Regions from separate parts of the Homo sapiens genome. Here region 2 is linked to region 1. A link is a loop called in an ENCODE intact Hi-C map of the cell type or tissue named here. Cell type or tissue: Caco-2. All regions are shown on one strand. Region 1 holds the start of CALHM5 (calcium homeostasis modulator family member 5). Region 2 overlaps DSE (dermatan sulfate epimerase).

Region 1 (8,000 bases):
TGCCAAGACCATGCTATAACTTAATTCCTTGGCTCCTAGTCCAAGGCAATTTCTTTTCACAAAATACACAGGCCTGGACTTTGAAGTTTATTAATGAAATTTTGTCAGCTTGATATGTTGCCATCTTTCAAGTGCAGAAATTAATTAATTTTTAAAATTAAGAGCTGTGTAGGAGAGAAATGGAAGCAATTTTCTTAAATTACTTATAATCAGAAGGACTAGGAGATTCCTTATTCATTCTTCATTTATTCAACAGAAATTTCTTGAGCACTGCCAGTCTGGCACAGTACCTGGCACACAGTGGGAGTTCAATAGCCATTTGCAAGACAAATTATAGAATGGGCATCTATTGACTGAATGTTTGCCAGGTAGACAAGACTAGGGGTCTGGAGGTAAGTGACAAAGACATTCTAGGTAGTGGGAACATGTCATGAGCATAAAATACCATGATGGGGTTCAGGGAATCTCTACATCTATCAACTTGTGAGCAGTTGTGAGCCCCAAAGGTGTGAACTGGCTAATGCAGAATTCAATTTCAGTTTTAGAAGGATCCTTTTCTTGTCAGCATAGAGAATGGATTTAGGGTTATGGATGGGAGTGAGCATGAGGTCAAGGGCTGAGATACTAATCAAAAGGTTACTATTATAGTAAGCCTAGGAAAGAAATGATGAGGACTCTTCTCATTTTGACTTTCCTTCAAAACTCAAACTCTCCCTAAACTTTCCCATGTAAAATGCACATATCCCAAATCCTAAAATTTGATCTCTAACACTAGCCAGTTTAGGAAGATAAAAAATGAAAGGGGGAAAGTTGAAGGCATTTCCCCTAAGAAGTGGAACAAGACAGGGATGCCTACTTTCACCACTTCTATTCAACACAGTGCTATTAATAGAAATCCCATCCATAGCAATCAGGCAAGAGAAAGAAATAAAGGGCATCCAAATTAGAAAAGAGGAAGTCAAACTATCTCCATTTGTCAGGATAATCATATATCTAGAAAAACCTAAAGACTCCTCCAAAAGACTACTAGATTTGATAAATGAATTTAGTAAAGTCTTAGTTTACAAAACTAATGTACCCAAATCAGTAGCCCTGCTATACACCAACAACAACCAAGCTGAGAGCCAAATCAAGAACTCAATCCCTTTTATAAGAGTTGTAAAAAAAAAAAAAAAAAAAAACCCACCGATGAATATACTTAATCGAAGAGGTGGAAGATCTCTATAAGGAGAACTATAAAATGCAGCTGAAAGAAGTCATAGATGACACAAACACAGGGAAATATATGCCATGCTCCTGGATTGGAAGAATCAATATTGTGAAAATAACCATACTTCCCAAAGCAATCTACAGATTCAGTGCAATTCCTATCAAAATACCAACATAATTTTTCACAGAATTAGAAAAAACAATCCTAAAATTTATATGGAACCAAAAAAAGAGCCCCAACAGCCAAAGCAATACTAAGTAAAAAGAATAAATCTGGAGGCATCACATTACCTGACTTCAAATTATACTACAAAGGTATAGTTATCAAAACAGCATAGCACTGGTACAAAAGTAGATACATAGACCAATGGAACAGAATAGAGAACTCAGAACCAATTGATCTTTGACAAAGCATACAAAAACATAAACTGGGGAAAGGACACTGTATCCATTAAAAGGTGCTTGGAAAACAGGATAGCAACATGTACAGGAATGAAACTGGATCCCTGTCACTCACCATATACAAAAATAAACTCAAGATGGATCAAACGCTTATATCTAAGATGTGAAACCATAAAATTTCTAGAAGAAAACGTAATAAAAACTCTTCTGGACATTGGCCTAGGCAAGGAATTTATGACTAAGACCCAAAAAGCAAATGCAACAAAACCAAAAATAAATAAATGGGACCTAATTAAACTAAAAAGCTTCTGCACAGCAAAAGAAATAAACATCAGAGTAAACAGGCAACCCACAAAATGGGAGAAGATATTTGTAAACTATGCATCTGACAAAGGACTAATATCCAGTATCTATAAGGAACTCAAACAAATCAGCAAGAAGAAAACAAATAATCCCATCAAAAAGTGAGCAAATGACATCAATAGACATTTCTCAAAAGAAGATATACAAATGGACAACAAACATATGAAAAAATGCTCAACATACTAATCATTAGGGAAATGTAAACTAAAACCACAATGAGATACCACCTTATTCCAGTAATAATGGCTATTACTAAAAAGGCAATAACAATAGATATTGGTATGAATTTTGTGAAAACAGAATGCTTGTAGAATGCTGGTAGGAATGTAAATTAGTACAACCTCTATAAAAAACAGTATGGAGATTTCTTTCTTTCCTTCTATGTATTTATTTATGAGACAGGGTCTTGCTCTGTCACCCAGACTGGAATGCAGTGGCATGATTTGGCTCACCACAACCTCAGCCTCCTGGGCTCAAGCGATCCTCCCATCTCTGCCTCCTGAGTAGCTGGGACTACAGGTGCATGCCACCGAGCCTGGCTAATTTTTTTTTGGTATTTTTTTGTAGAGAGGGAGATTCACCATGTTGCCTAGGCTGGTCTCGTACTCCTTGGCTCAAGCAATCCACCTGCCTCGACCTCCCAAAATGCTAGGATTACAGACATGAACCACGGCACCTTTCTTTCATTCTTAAAGAAAGAACTTTAAGTACTAAAAGTAGATCTACTATTCAGTCCAGCAATCCCACTACTGGGTATCTATCCAAAGAAAAAGAAGTCATTATATATTAAAAAAAAACACCTGCACATGTATATTTATTGCAACACAATTCACAATTGCAAAGATATGAAACCAATCTAAGTACCCATCAACTGATGAATAGATAAAGAAACTGTGGTGTATATATACCATGGAATACTACTCAGTCATAAAAAAGAATGAAATAATGTCTTTTGCAGCAACTTGATGGAGCTAGAGGCGTTATTCCAAGCGAAGTAACTCGGAAATAGAAAACCAAAAACTGTAGTTCTCACTTATAAGTGGAAATTAAGCTATGGGTACGTAAAGGCATATGGAGTGGTATAATGGACTTTGGAGACTCAGAAAGAGGGAGAGTGGGAAGGGGGTGAGGGATAAAAAAATACATATTGGGTACACATACATATCCGGTGATGGGTGCACTAAAATCTCATATATATATGTATATATATATATATGTATATTTATATGTATATTTCATCCATGTAACCAAAACCCACTTGTGCTCCAAAAGCTATTGATATATATATATATATATAATTTTCATATGTTTTTATATATATGAAAAAAGACAGCAAATCCCTGTCTTCCAAATCTCAAGTCATAGGAAGAGAAAAACATTCATAAAATTCTAGGTTTGGAGATTTGATTTGTCGGCTGAAACCTCTTTCTGTTAATGTTGATTCCTTACACTGGAAAATTCCTAGACTATTATTTGTATGAGTGAGAATTTCTTTTCTGATTTTCAATCCAAACCACATGGAAAGAAGGTTAAAATGGAGCCCGTGCACTTTGAATTTATTCTCAGCATTTAGGCTGCAGTATCACAGCCCAATTTCCACCAGTAGGAGGCATTATCTAAACATGTTGAGAAATATTCATTCCTAAGGAATGACATTGTTTCCTTATCTGGCTCAATTCAGTCTGAGAAGGACTGTTGTTTCTGATGAAGAAAGAGCTCCACCCTCGGCCACTGCCACAGCTGCTCTGCCAATAACAAAGGCACAGCATTTTCCCTCTGTGCATCTCCAACATGGATGCTTTTCAGGGCATTTTAAAATTCTTCCTTAATCAGAAAACTGTTATTGGCTACAGCTTCATGGCTCTGCTGACCGTGGGAAGTGAGCGTCTCTTTTCTGTTGTGGCTTTTAAGTGCCCCTGCAGCACTGAGAATATGACCTATGGGCTGGTTTTCCTCTTTGCTCCTGCCTGGGTGTTACTGATCCTGGGATTCTTTCTGAACAATAGGTCGTGGAGACTCTTCACAGGCTGCTGTGTGAATCCCAGGAAAATCTTTCCCAGAGGCCACAGCTGCCGTTTCTTCTACGTCCTCGGCCAGATCACTCTGAGCTCATTGGTGGCTCCAGTGATGTGGCTTTCTGTGGCTCTGCTCAATGGAACTTTCTATGAATGTGCCATGAGCGGGACGAGAAGTTCAGGACTCCTGGAACTGATTTGCAAGGGTAAGCCCAAAGAGTGCTGGGAAGAACTTCACAAAGTATCTTGTGGCAAAACTAGCATGCTACCTACCGTCAATGAAGAACTGAAACTCTCCCTTCAGGCCCAGTCTCAGGTAAGAAAAGACAAACTCGCCTTTTTCTCTCAGCATGAGCTCGAAGTATTCTCTCTGTGCTCCTTTCAGCCAGGGCTGTCTGTGTCCTGTCAGAATATTTTGAAACTAAATGGAAACTGAAACATGATGCAGCATTGAGACTATCTCAGGAAAAGCTTTTGAAAGGCTGGGTGGCTCAATAAAGTTGCTGACTGGATTATCTCTTTTCCGGTTCTGAAAAGAAAATATCCACTGGATTGTCCACATATAAATACTTAAGTACTTTAAAACAGTCTCTCTGGGTCTGTAAATAAATAATGCCTAACACTAAATCATAAATTGAGTGTTAATGGCAGAGCTGTAATTAGAAATTACTGCCTTCTATCAATTATTTACATTCAAGTTGTTTTCTCAAACACACACATGTATTATTCATCTATTAAAATGTAGCTGAATGAAATGAGTTATTACTTTTCAAAGTTGCATGTAATATAATTAGTGTGGAGATTCTCTTGAATGATTTCTGGCAACTGCTATCTCTGTGTATAAATATTGTCAAGATTGAGAAGAATTTTCCTTGTATGGTAGGAATCAGCAGTTTTTAAATAGCCTTCTGTGAAAAAGTGACTGTACTCTCTAGGGAGATTATGTTTTATACTCTTTGTGCTGTACAGCTAAAGGGGTTCTTAATTACTTCAGAAGCTCAAGATTTGGGCATTGTTTTATTTAACAGAAGGAAATCATATCTTTACCTAATTGATGCAGGGAAGTAGCCTGTCATTCCTCCAGGCACATGAACACAAATCCAGATGTACAGCCTTAGGAAGGACTAACTTCCCATTTATAGGTAGTAAGAATTGCATTCCCAAAAGCAAAACAAGTGGTAAGAGTTGATAAGCAGATCCACAAATTGTCAGGAATGCTATCTGTTTCAGAATAAAGGCACAGAAATAGCATTATTTTACTTTTTCGACAAGGATTTGCCTTGGTAACAACAAATCAAGGCAAAATCTGTTTTTAAAATCATACACTCCAAAGCTGGTTGGCAGTAAAGTCATACTCTTCATAAATTGATAAGTCAAAAAATACTCCAAAACAAAATCTTTTCTTTAATGCATAAAGCACATCTTAGATAAAACATATCAGGCTCCCAAATGTCTTGTGTCTTTTATTGAAGAAGGGTATAACTTACAACTCTTATGACAGAATGATTGATTTATGGTGTATGTCCTCAGTCACCAGGCTCCATTCAGTCAGTGGCAGGCCCAAACACTTATCATTGTGTGAGCTTCTCCTCTCTAAACACAGGTACAAGGAAATCTTGCACATCATGTCATAGCTTAGGCTGAGCACACTGACCTGCTGATTCTTCATCAGAATGAGAAGGACCTGGGGCTGATTCCTGTGGGAAGATGCATAAGGAATGTGGGCAAGAGAACTTGTATCAATAGCAGGTGCTGACTACAGAGGTTCAGATAGGCAGGAGGCAGCATATAGTCCAGACCAACAATAGGTGTACATGTGCCTGGAGGCGGAAAAGAACATTCATCCATGGGTGGGGCAGATAAAAAATCTAGCTGGATGACTCTCTATTCTTAAGGAAGATAGAATGGAGTAGTGGAAAGAGCTCAGTCTTGGAATTGTCTGGCGTTGGGTTTGTATGCTGATGCTACCAATCACCAGCTATGTGACCTAGAACTAGTGGTTCGACCTCTTTGAGTCCCAGTTTTCTCATAGTTAGTGGTAATATCACTTACTTTGGAGAGTTGTCGGAAGATTTAGAGATGATAGATACAAATGGGCATAAAGCTTCTGGTACACAGTATTTGTTCCAAGTCAATGAGGAAAACTGCCATGGTTTGGGGGAGGACATATGCAAAATAAGACACTTTTGAGGGCTGGTATGGAAGCATCCACCAAGCTCTAGTTTGACTCTGGGTACTGTGAATTGAGGGAAAGCATCGGTCAATGCAAACGTCATGTGAAAGGGGGAAGGGGACCTGAAGCTGATGGAATAGTTTATAATTCAGCTGGAACTGGCTCAGGTACTGAGATGAGATGGCGTACAGAAGCCTCAGCTGTGGAAAAAGAGGAAGACAGACGATGAAGGAAGGAGGAACATATAAGGTAGCCAACCACAATCCATTCAGGGACTTTCACTTGATGGTAGTTGTGCCTCACTCATTAATTATAAGTACAGAAAGATATTATGAGTTCAGTAACACATTTACATAAGTGTATATATATTTGAAGAATAGCAGCATATAATATTAGCTAAAACTTAATGAATACATGTGTCCAGTATCATTTCATTAGGTCCATCAAATTACCCTTCAAGGTGAGTAACCCTCGTTTCACAAGTGAAGAAACTGAGATAAAAAGAATACGCATAGTAAGGGGAAAGTTTAGATTTAAACCTGAGTAGTGCCAGTCCAGAGTTGGCATTGGTGCAGAGGTTGAGACCCTTCACAAACACTCTATATCTGAGTCAAAGGTTGGGAACCACTGATTTAAAGCTTATTTGTGGTTTTGTTATGGTCTGAATGGGTTCATTTGTAGATTATTATTTCTATTTTCAAATAGGCTCATCTGCTAAAGAATATTAAGGATCATTTAAACTAAATGTCAAGAGACACTTTGAAAAAGATGTTAGTTTTCCAAACATAAAATTAATTTCAATTGTGAAAACAGAGTTAGAGCCAAAAAAGTTAGAAGATAATTTAAGCTATTTAAACTTCTGCTTTTAAGATCCAGGGGAGAAAAGCTGAACCATTTCATATTCAGGAAAGAGTTTGTTTTTTCTAATTACCAAAAATCAAGACAAATCATTTTCAAGGTTTTAATGATCCTAATTTTTTCTCAGCCTTTAAATTCTTATAGCTTCAGCTTCCTGATTGTATCGTCTGTCTCCCTTTTCCATGGACAGTAAGTAATGACAGAAAAAAATTAGTCTCTAGCCATGTATATACATTTATCAATGCCTAAAAATGCCTGGCTGAAGAGCTGGTCATTTACTCAAATGACCACATTTACTTATGCACAGAATATTTTCCTATCAGAGCTAATACTATTTGAGCTTGATTTCTGTAAGTCTTATGTAATCTATACTTTGTACTCTTTTCTATCTGCCTGCCTTCTGGTTATTTCTTTGCACCAGCAATGTTGGGGAGGAGAATAGAGATTAGGTAAACCCTAACTTTATTTTGAGTTTACCTAATAAATTCAAAAAGTGAGTTTAAAGTGTTTAAAAATTAAGATGAATGATTTCAAATGAGGTATGTCAAAGACTGTGGTAATAATTTAGCTATACACTTCTCAATAATACCCCAGCTCCCTAAATGGCTTTGCTTTCACGTGTGTACTCAATATTTCTTTCTTCTTAAGATTCTAGGATGGTGCCTGATTTGTTCAGCGTCTTTCTTCTCTCTGCTCACCACATGTTATGCTCGCTGCCGATCTAAAGTTAGCTACCTTCAGCTGAGTTTTTGGAAGACATATGCACAAAAGGAGAAGGAGCAGTTGGAAAATACATTTCTGGACTATGCCAACAAGCTGAGCGAGAGGAACCTGAAATGTTTTTTTGAAAACAAGAGGCCAGATCCTTTTCCCATGCCTACGTTTGCTGCCTGGGAGGCTGCTTCAGAGCTGCATTCTTTCCACCAAAGCCAGCAACACTATAGCACCCTCCACAGAGTGGTGGACAATGGTCTGCAACT
Region 2 (8,000 bases), 65 kb before region 1:
TTGTAGGACATGCTAAGGAATCTGGACTTTATTCTGCCATGAGGCTGCTCAACCATTTTTATGCCTCAGCATAACTGAGGGCTACAACATAACACCCATCACTCAACAAGCATGGCAGCGATTTTCATGGGATAGGAAATGTGTATGGGAGCAAAAGGGACATGGGTGAGGGGTGTTGATGATGCCACATATACCTGTGTGTATGTGAAACTTTGAAAAATCCCTGAGATGGCTCTGATATGCCCCCCATATTCCATATGTTTACTCCCTGGGGTGAGGTGGGGCAGGGAGGGGGTACCCTCTGCTTAGAAATCGCTGCAAGCAATGGCAAGCCATTAAAGAATTTTCTTTTTAAATAATCAGATTTGCATTTTAGAAAGGCAATTTTAGCTTCAGTGTAGAGAGTGGACCCAATGGGGAAGAGGTTAGGAGACCATTTCCATAGTCTGGGTAGAAGACAATTAGCTCCTTGAATAAGTCTGGAGAGGGAATGTTTAACTCCTAGCCCACAGGCAAAATGTGTGGCCAAAGGAATGAATATTTTGTGGAAGTATTGATCAGAAAGATAATGAGTCAAGGATCCCTAATGGTATATATGTCTGAGTCTTATTTAATATAAGAAGAGCATGGTTGCCTGCCATGGCTCTGCTGCCGTCACCCTGGCTATCCCTTAATAAGCCCAGGAAATTGTTCAAATATTTCTGCCATTTGTGTTTTCAGCTTGCCTTGTTCAGGGACTTCACATAGAATGGTATAACTGGAGTACAGGGTGTGTATGTAGTGGCGGGTGATAGAAAATTAGACTGGAAAAGTAGACCAGGCTCCAGGGCAGGAGGGTCTCTTTTCCTCACTCCATTTAATTTAAAAAAGAAATAGTTTCAATTATATAAGCATTGTGATTAATGCAGGCAGTTGGAGTACTTTCTAAATCAGAAAAGTAAAAGTGCTGCTCCTTCTGCATATCTCTAGAAATTTGTTATGGGGAAGTCTTTATCAAAGAATGTCCCTATGATTTCAGTAGAATTTCTTAAGAAAAGAGCTTCTAAAAACATTCAGTCAGCCCAGCACATTCCAAATTAAATAATGAGAAGTGTGTTTAGTATTTATTTAGGAATTCTTTTCTGAACAAAAAAACGTTTTCAATGGTCTAGGCACTTCCTTTTTCTTCCAAAGAAATGGTAATAACAGGACACTAGAAGTACCTTTCTGTGTAAAGCAAACATCTTGTCAGTTTTCCTTACTTTGTACTTTTCAGTCTCTGCTGTTTACCATTTTTGTCCAGGATCAGAGACCTCCAGTAAAATAAAAGGAATTTCTGTTTATTGTCTCCTTGATAATCTTGATTTCTAAACTCCTTTACTCCTCTCTTGAAGGTATTTGTTTTACTGACAAAAGAATGGATCCAGGTCATTTAGTAGAGTTCTGAAGAGAATTCTTAGAGCACTCTATATATTCAAACCTCCGTATTTTTTGATACAAAAAGGACTGATGAAAGGGAGACGTGATTCTTTTGAAAGATTAATTCACAGAATTTTTTATCACAGTTGAAATATCAATTGCAATAACAACTGAAAACTGATTGCTATTACTGAACACTGCCCTTAGGTGGCTCACTCTTAGAAGACACAAAGTCACTGGACTACAATCCTTTAGGGCAGGGATTGTGTCTCTTGCTCGTTGTATATACATGGTTCTTACACAGTGCCTGGCATTCAAAAAATGCATTCAGAAAAATTTGGTATTCAAAAAATGCTTGATGAATTGACTGACTGCCTGAATGAATAAATAAATTGGTGGATTAATGACTGAATGGAGTACAGAAGACTGTGGTCCCAGAAGACCTTAACATTGAGCTTGCTGCAGACTGAATGTTTGCCTCCTCTCAAAATTAATATGTTGAAACCTAATCCTTAATGTGATAGTATTAGGATGTGGGGCCTTTGGAAAGTGATTAGGTTATGAAGGTGGAGCCCTCGTGAATGGGAGTAGTATCCTTATAAAAGATACCCCAGAGAGGTCCCTTGTCCCTTCCAACATGTGAGGCTACAGTGAAAAGATGGCCATCTGTAAACCAGGAAGTGAGTCCTCACCAGATACCACATCTGTTGTGCTTTGATCTTGGATTTCCCTGTCCCCAGAACTGTGGTAAATAAATTTCTGTTGTTTGTAAGCCACCTAGTCTATGGTGTTTTTGTTATAGCAGCCTGAATGAGATAAGATAGAACATAGTTCTTATAATGAGCTAACATCACTAACCTCTCAGTTAGCTGTGAACTGTGGCCCTGAGAGATGCTCCAGCTAGATCCTAGAGCTGTTTCAACACTGTCACCTCTGAGCTATGTGGAGGCCTAAAATTCAATCTCCAGGACAGGGTACATGTGAAAGACAGATGTTAACAAGGTAAGCAAGCAGCTGCTTATATGATTGCTAAACACAGGGTGGTCCCAAGTGGGATCGAGAGCCCAGATTCCAAAGCACAACTTAAAATAACACACCATTTGTGTGAGATGTTGTAAACCACCAGTAATCAGCAGACTGTTGCTAAACTTCAGCCATTGCCCATAAGAATGCCTTGTGAGTTCATGACACTGTGCAATCGAGAAAGCATAGCCATGCCAGCAAAGCAGACTTCCTAGAGAACATAGGACAATGTGGTGTGGGTGTCAAGGGTGTGGGCAAGCAGTGTGGTTGGGAGGGTTGGTTATTCAGCTGGCTTTTCTGCGACACCTGCACACGTGGAGAGTCAACCATGGCACCTGTTGCCTAGTGCATGTTTTAAGAGTCTTATGGATGATGAGAGGACCTTCGTGAATTCACTACTGAAGATAGGTCATTTTTAATTAAAAAAATTATTTGGATGTCAGAGGAAGAAGTAGGGAATGAAAGAATATAATTCTGTAAAAGAAGTTTTGTTTCTTAAATGGTATGCAATGAGCCCACATGCAGGCTTATTTTATAAAATGTGCTAAAATTCATAAAAACATTGCCTAGTCCAAGTTTACGCCATTATTATGCTAAAGCTTACTAGATAGCAATGATAATAGCAGTCTTACTGAAGCCTAGCAAAGTTTGAAGAAATTTGTACGCATCTGCATACTGTAAGGAAAATAATAGCTACAGCCCCATCTTATAAATTAGGAAGCTAGGTTCAGAGAGGCTAAGAACTGTGACCAGAGACATACAGCCAACAGTAATTATGGATTAGAGCATAAAACTCAAAATAAAACAATGTCTAAACTTGAATTTTAATTATTTAGAGTGCTCAAAATGCTACATTATAATCATTAAAAATACTGAGTTATAAGCATAGTTACATCAAAACTATTAAACTTTCACCATAATTGTTTGCCTTTAATCTCATGAAACTTAAGTGAACAAGCAAAAAAATTGTCAAAGTAGATTATCTTTGTTAAAGATAGACTACTGGGCCAGGTGATGTACCTCACACCTGTAATCCCATACTTTGTGGGGCTGAGGTGGCGGATAGCTTAAGCCCAGGAATTCAAGACCAGCCTGGGCAACATGGTGAAACCCTGTCTCTTCTAAAAATACAAAAATTAGCTGGGTGTGGTGGTGCACGCCTGTAGTGCCAGCTGCTGTGGAGGCTGAGGTGGGAAGATTGCTTGAGTCCCAGGAGGCAGAGGTTGCAGTGAGCCAAGATCAGGCCTCTGCACTCCAGCCTGGGCACAGAGTCAGGTCCTATCTCAAAAAAAAAAAAAAAAAAAAAGACTACTGAACATCCTCACATTTTAGAAATTACTATAACTATTTGTCATAGTTTAGGATCCTGCAGCACAGCCTACAGACATCATAAAATAATCAGTTGCAAAACCAGACTTCTGCTTTTTGTGTCTACTCTCATCTTGCACCCAAACTGTGAGTCACTTTGATTGAGCTTCATAAACATAAAAGCAAATTATTTACTAATATATTTATCTGCAGTCTCCATCTCTTAATTTAGTATTGTTTCCTGGACTTTTAAGACTGTCATAAATGTTTGTGGTTTTTCAGGTGGTTGAAGTGAATGGAGTCATTGTAAAACGCTTTCAATCAGCTGACCAATGCTTTATATAACATAAACCTACTTTATCATCCTCTCCTAAAGAAGAGAAGATTTAGCTAGAATAATTATTAACAGAAGATGTGGAGATACAGAAGAAACTAGAAAATATCTCACAATCAATACATCTTTCAAGCAGTCAATCATTTGTCACTCATATTGCTTTTTTAAACCCAGCTTTACATGGAAGGAATAAATGGAACTCCAGTTTGGTTTTTCTTCTTTTTTTTTTTTTCTGTTAAGGCAGATTTAAAATTTTTTTTGGTTTACTTTTCATTGAATTTTGTCAGTTCTTGGTCGAATGTATGTATGTGTGTGGTTTTTAAAGAGGTCATGCCTGTTTCTTTTTTTTAACGAACTAGAAGTATGTATTATAGCATGTTAGAATTGAAAGGGACCCCAAAGATGATCTAGTTCAGCCTTCCCATTTGACAGTTGAGGAAACACTTTGTTTGGCATTTCTTTACTTTAAGGAAAGTTGGGGCACTGCCAAAATCAACACTGCCTGCTTTGAGTTTTCACTGCTTGTCGGACAAACCTTAGGTTGGGGGATTGGGGGATATATACAAACAGGGACTAAAACAAGCAACATCATGCCGTCAGCCATCAATCTGGTTGTTGTCTTATTCTTCCCCAAAATAATTTCAAGTCAACTATAGACACAAACACTTGAAATGTATTAATTTATTTATTAAATAAAAATGGCTGATATTTTGCTTACTAAAAATCTGATTATTTCTTTGGCTCCTGGTTAGATGAGCAAGTCAAATGTTAACAACCTGAGTACCATCGTCTATAACAAAACAGTGAATCAGCACCCTCTAGCACATTTCTGAGTCACTACTTTTTAAAAAAACCTTTTAAAAAATGTAACTGAAACTAAAATATTCTAAACACTGTGCTGGGTTTTTCATACTATCTCATTTTTAATTCTCATAAAATTGCACAACATAGCTTGAGACAGCTCTGTAAGTAGATAAAGATAATATACAATGTAGTGAGGTCTACTTCGTGTGTGGAAAGAGAGTTGTGGTCAGAGAGCAGCTGACTCTACTGAGGGAAGCAATGATGAATGAGAAGAGGCCCTGGATCCCTGGGAGCTCCCACCATAGTAGGAGAGACAGATCCCTGGAAAGGAATGTTGCAATAGGCATGTCAAGAACTATTGCACAGTTATTTCTTTTTAAATGGTGTGAGAGCAAAAAAAATAGAAATGCTAACTCTGGGGGTTTTGAAGATGACTTGAATGAAGAAGTTACATCAGACTGAGTATTAAAGGAAGAGAGTAGTTTGCCAGGTGAAAAACAGAAATGTCATTTAAGGAAGAAAGAAAAACAAGTGAGAAGGCATGGTATTGAGGAAGACTGTGATGTGTATGCACAGGAAAAGTAAGGGGGTCAGTGGTGCTGGAAACCGGGGTGCATGGGATGAAGTGGGGTGGAGATGTGTGGAGCAAGTCTGGGACAAGCTTCTGTGCCAATGTAGGGATATGGAAGTTGTCCTCTGGAAAACTGGAAGTATTGGAGGTTTTCAGTTGGAAAATAATGTAATTGGATTGCTGTCTTTCTCTTGCCATAAAAATTAAGAAATATAATCCTTAATGAGGAAAAAATACTAAAACATTAAAACAGATATAGTGTATAAAGCATAATTGTAAACACCTCTGTAACATATAACATTGTGAAAACCCTTCATCTCCTCCCCAGTCATATGTCATGGAAGCCCCAAAAATGATAACCACTGTCCTGATTCTTAATCACTTCTTTGTTGTTCCTTAGTTTTTTCACTTATGTATACATACTCAGAAAAGACAGTCTATTTAGACTAGTTCTGAACTTTTTATAAATGGAATAATACTGAACATATTCTTTGTGTTTAAGTTTTATTGCTCAATGTTTTGTTTTAAAGATTCATCCTTGTTGATATTTATTTATTTACTTTGCTATATAGTATTTTCTTGTTTGACTATTTCACAGTTTATCTTGTCTGTTGTATATTTTTCTTTGGTTTTTAAAATCATTCTTATGTTTATTTGATCAGTTTTTATGTTTATTACCAGTTCTTTTATACCAGCTTTTTAAAAATAGCAATTATGAACAATATGAGCTTTTGTACTCTGTATCCCATTCACATGGTGCATAACAGTCTCTAGGGTATACTCAAATTCACTTTTTAAAAGATTTTATTTTCCTATGTGCAGTTTTAGGTTCATAGCAAAATTCAGAGAAGGGTATAGCGATTTCCCACATACCTCCTGCTCCCACACATTCATATCCTCCCCCATTATCAACACATCCCACCAGAGTGATATGTTTGTTGCAACTGATAAACCTACATTGACACATGATAATCACCCAAAGTCCACAGTTTATATTAGGGTTCACTCTTATGTACATTCTACATGTTTGGACAGATGTGTAATGACATTTGTCCACCATTATAGTATCCAGATTAGTTTCACTGCCCTGAAAATCCTCTAGGTTCTGCTTGTTGATTCCTCTTGCCCCACAACTTCAGGCAAACACTGATTATTTTACTGTCTTTAGAGTTTTGCCTTTTCCAGAATAGTTGTAATTATACAGTATGTAGCCTTTTCAGATTGGCTTCTTTCACTTAGTAATATGCATTTGTTTCTTTCATGTCTCTTCATGGCTTGATAGCTCATTTCTCTTTAGCATTGAACAATACTCCATTGTCTGGATGTGCGATAGTTTATTTACCATTTATCCATTCACCTACTGATGGACATCTTGGTTGCTTCTAACTTTTGGCAATTACAAGTAAAGCTGCTATAAACATCCATTTGCAAGTTTTCGTGTGGGCATAAGTTTTCAACTCAATTGAAATATCAATTGGTATCAATTGGATAGATACCAAAGAGCATGATTGCTGGATCATATCGTAAGAGTATTTTAGTATTGTAAGAAACTGCCAAACTGCCTTCCAAAGTGGCTGCACCATTTTTCATCCCCACCAACAACAAATGACATATTCATTTTTCAGGAAGTTAACTCTGACAGGACTGAGTGGCATAAACTGCAGTGAGGTGATGTAATGAGAATGTGGACCACATTCAGTGAGGTTGGAGAGGAGAGGTCCACACTGAGGGGTGGACCTGAAGCAGACTTAAGCTGCACAAGAAATGGAGTGGCATCACCAGTGACCCTGAGTTTTCTAGCTTGAAAGATTAATATCCTTATCTGACATCAAAATTCAGGAAAAATAAGTTGTAACATAAGCTGAGTTCTATATTATGTTTGAAATGATTGCTAAACAAATAAGTGAAGATATCTTCTAGGCAGTTAAAAATGCCCATGTAGAACTTAGGAAAGGGAGATGAATATTTGGAAATGTTAACACAGAGTTGGTTGTTGAAGCCCTAGGAAAAGAGAATAATATCATTACCAACACTTTTGAGCATTTGCTATGTGCCAGGCACTATTAGAAGAATGTTGTATGTTTCAACTCTTAATTTTCACAACAACCCAATGAGGCAGATAATATTATTTTCATATTACAGATAACTGAGGCACAGAGAGATCTACTACCTTGCTTAAGGTCACATGTCTAGTCTGTGGTGGTGCCAAGAGGAGATTATTCAGGGTGTGTATGTGGAAAGTACCCAATTTTAGTGAGTACCAATATTAATGGTTGGGAGGAGGAGGGAGAGCCTATGAAGGAGGCTTGGATGAATAGTCAGGGAGTCTGGAGGAGAGCCAGAGAGTGTTATTAGCAGCCAAACTTAAATTACCTTAATCAGGTAAGTACTGCAGGTGCCTGGCACTACCAGAGGAGGTCAGGTATCATGCCAAAGTAGAGTCACAGATCGTCAAGCTCTGAATCTACCTGTGAATGAAACTTATTCAAGATTGGTTCATTGCTTCCAAGATAGGAGGTGAACTTTTTTTTTTTTAACTTTTAAAATAAATCTAAAAGTAAA

Evidence for each region. A loop is a pair of places that touch in the nucleus more often than their neighbours do. Peaks named below come from ENCODE experiments on the same cell type or tissue, not always from the same donor. Only the 100,000 strongest peaks of a DNase experiment are listed, where the experiment ranks them.
Region 2: it touches region 1 in a loop (5-fold over the local background); 7 of 110 quality-filtered maps call a loop at or near these places.

The regions. Positions count from the first base shown.
Region 1 is chr6:116,507,932-116,515,931 of GRCh38, forward strand. The region is part of intron 3 of TRAPPC3L (trafficking protein particle complex subunit 3L); the gene reads right to left. It overlaps CALHM5 (calcium homeostasis modulator family member 5), which reads left to right and starts at 3,708. Exons shown (of 2, transcript NM_153711.5): 1 at 3,708-4,305; 2 at 7,669-8,000. The coding sequence starts at 3,766. RefSeq lists an enhancer at 3,419-4,000. In Caco-2, a CTCF peak has its summit at 3,608 (motif pointing right); a DNase peak (open chromatin) is centred at 3,690.
Region 2 is chr6:116,442,688-116,450,687 of GRCh38, forward strand. It overlaps DSE (dermatan sulfate epimerase), which reads left to right. Exons shown (of 6, transcript NM_013352.4): 6 at 1-2,174. Among named protein-coding and RNA genes, the nearest start is that of CALHM6, 15 kb to the right of the region's middle. In Caco-2, a CTCF peak has its summit at 1,632; no DNase peak of the experiment used is centred here.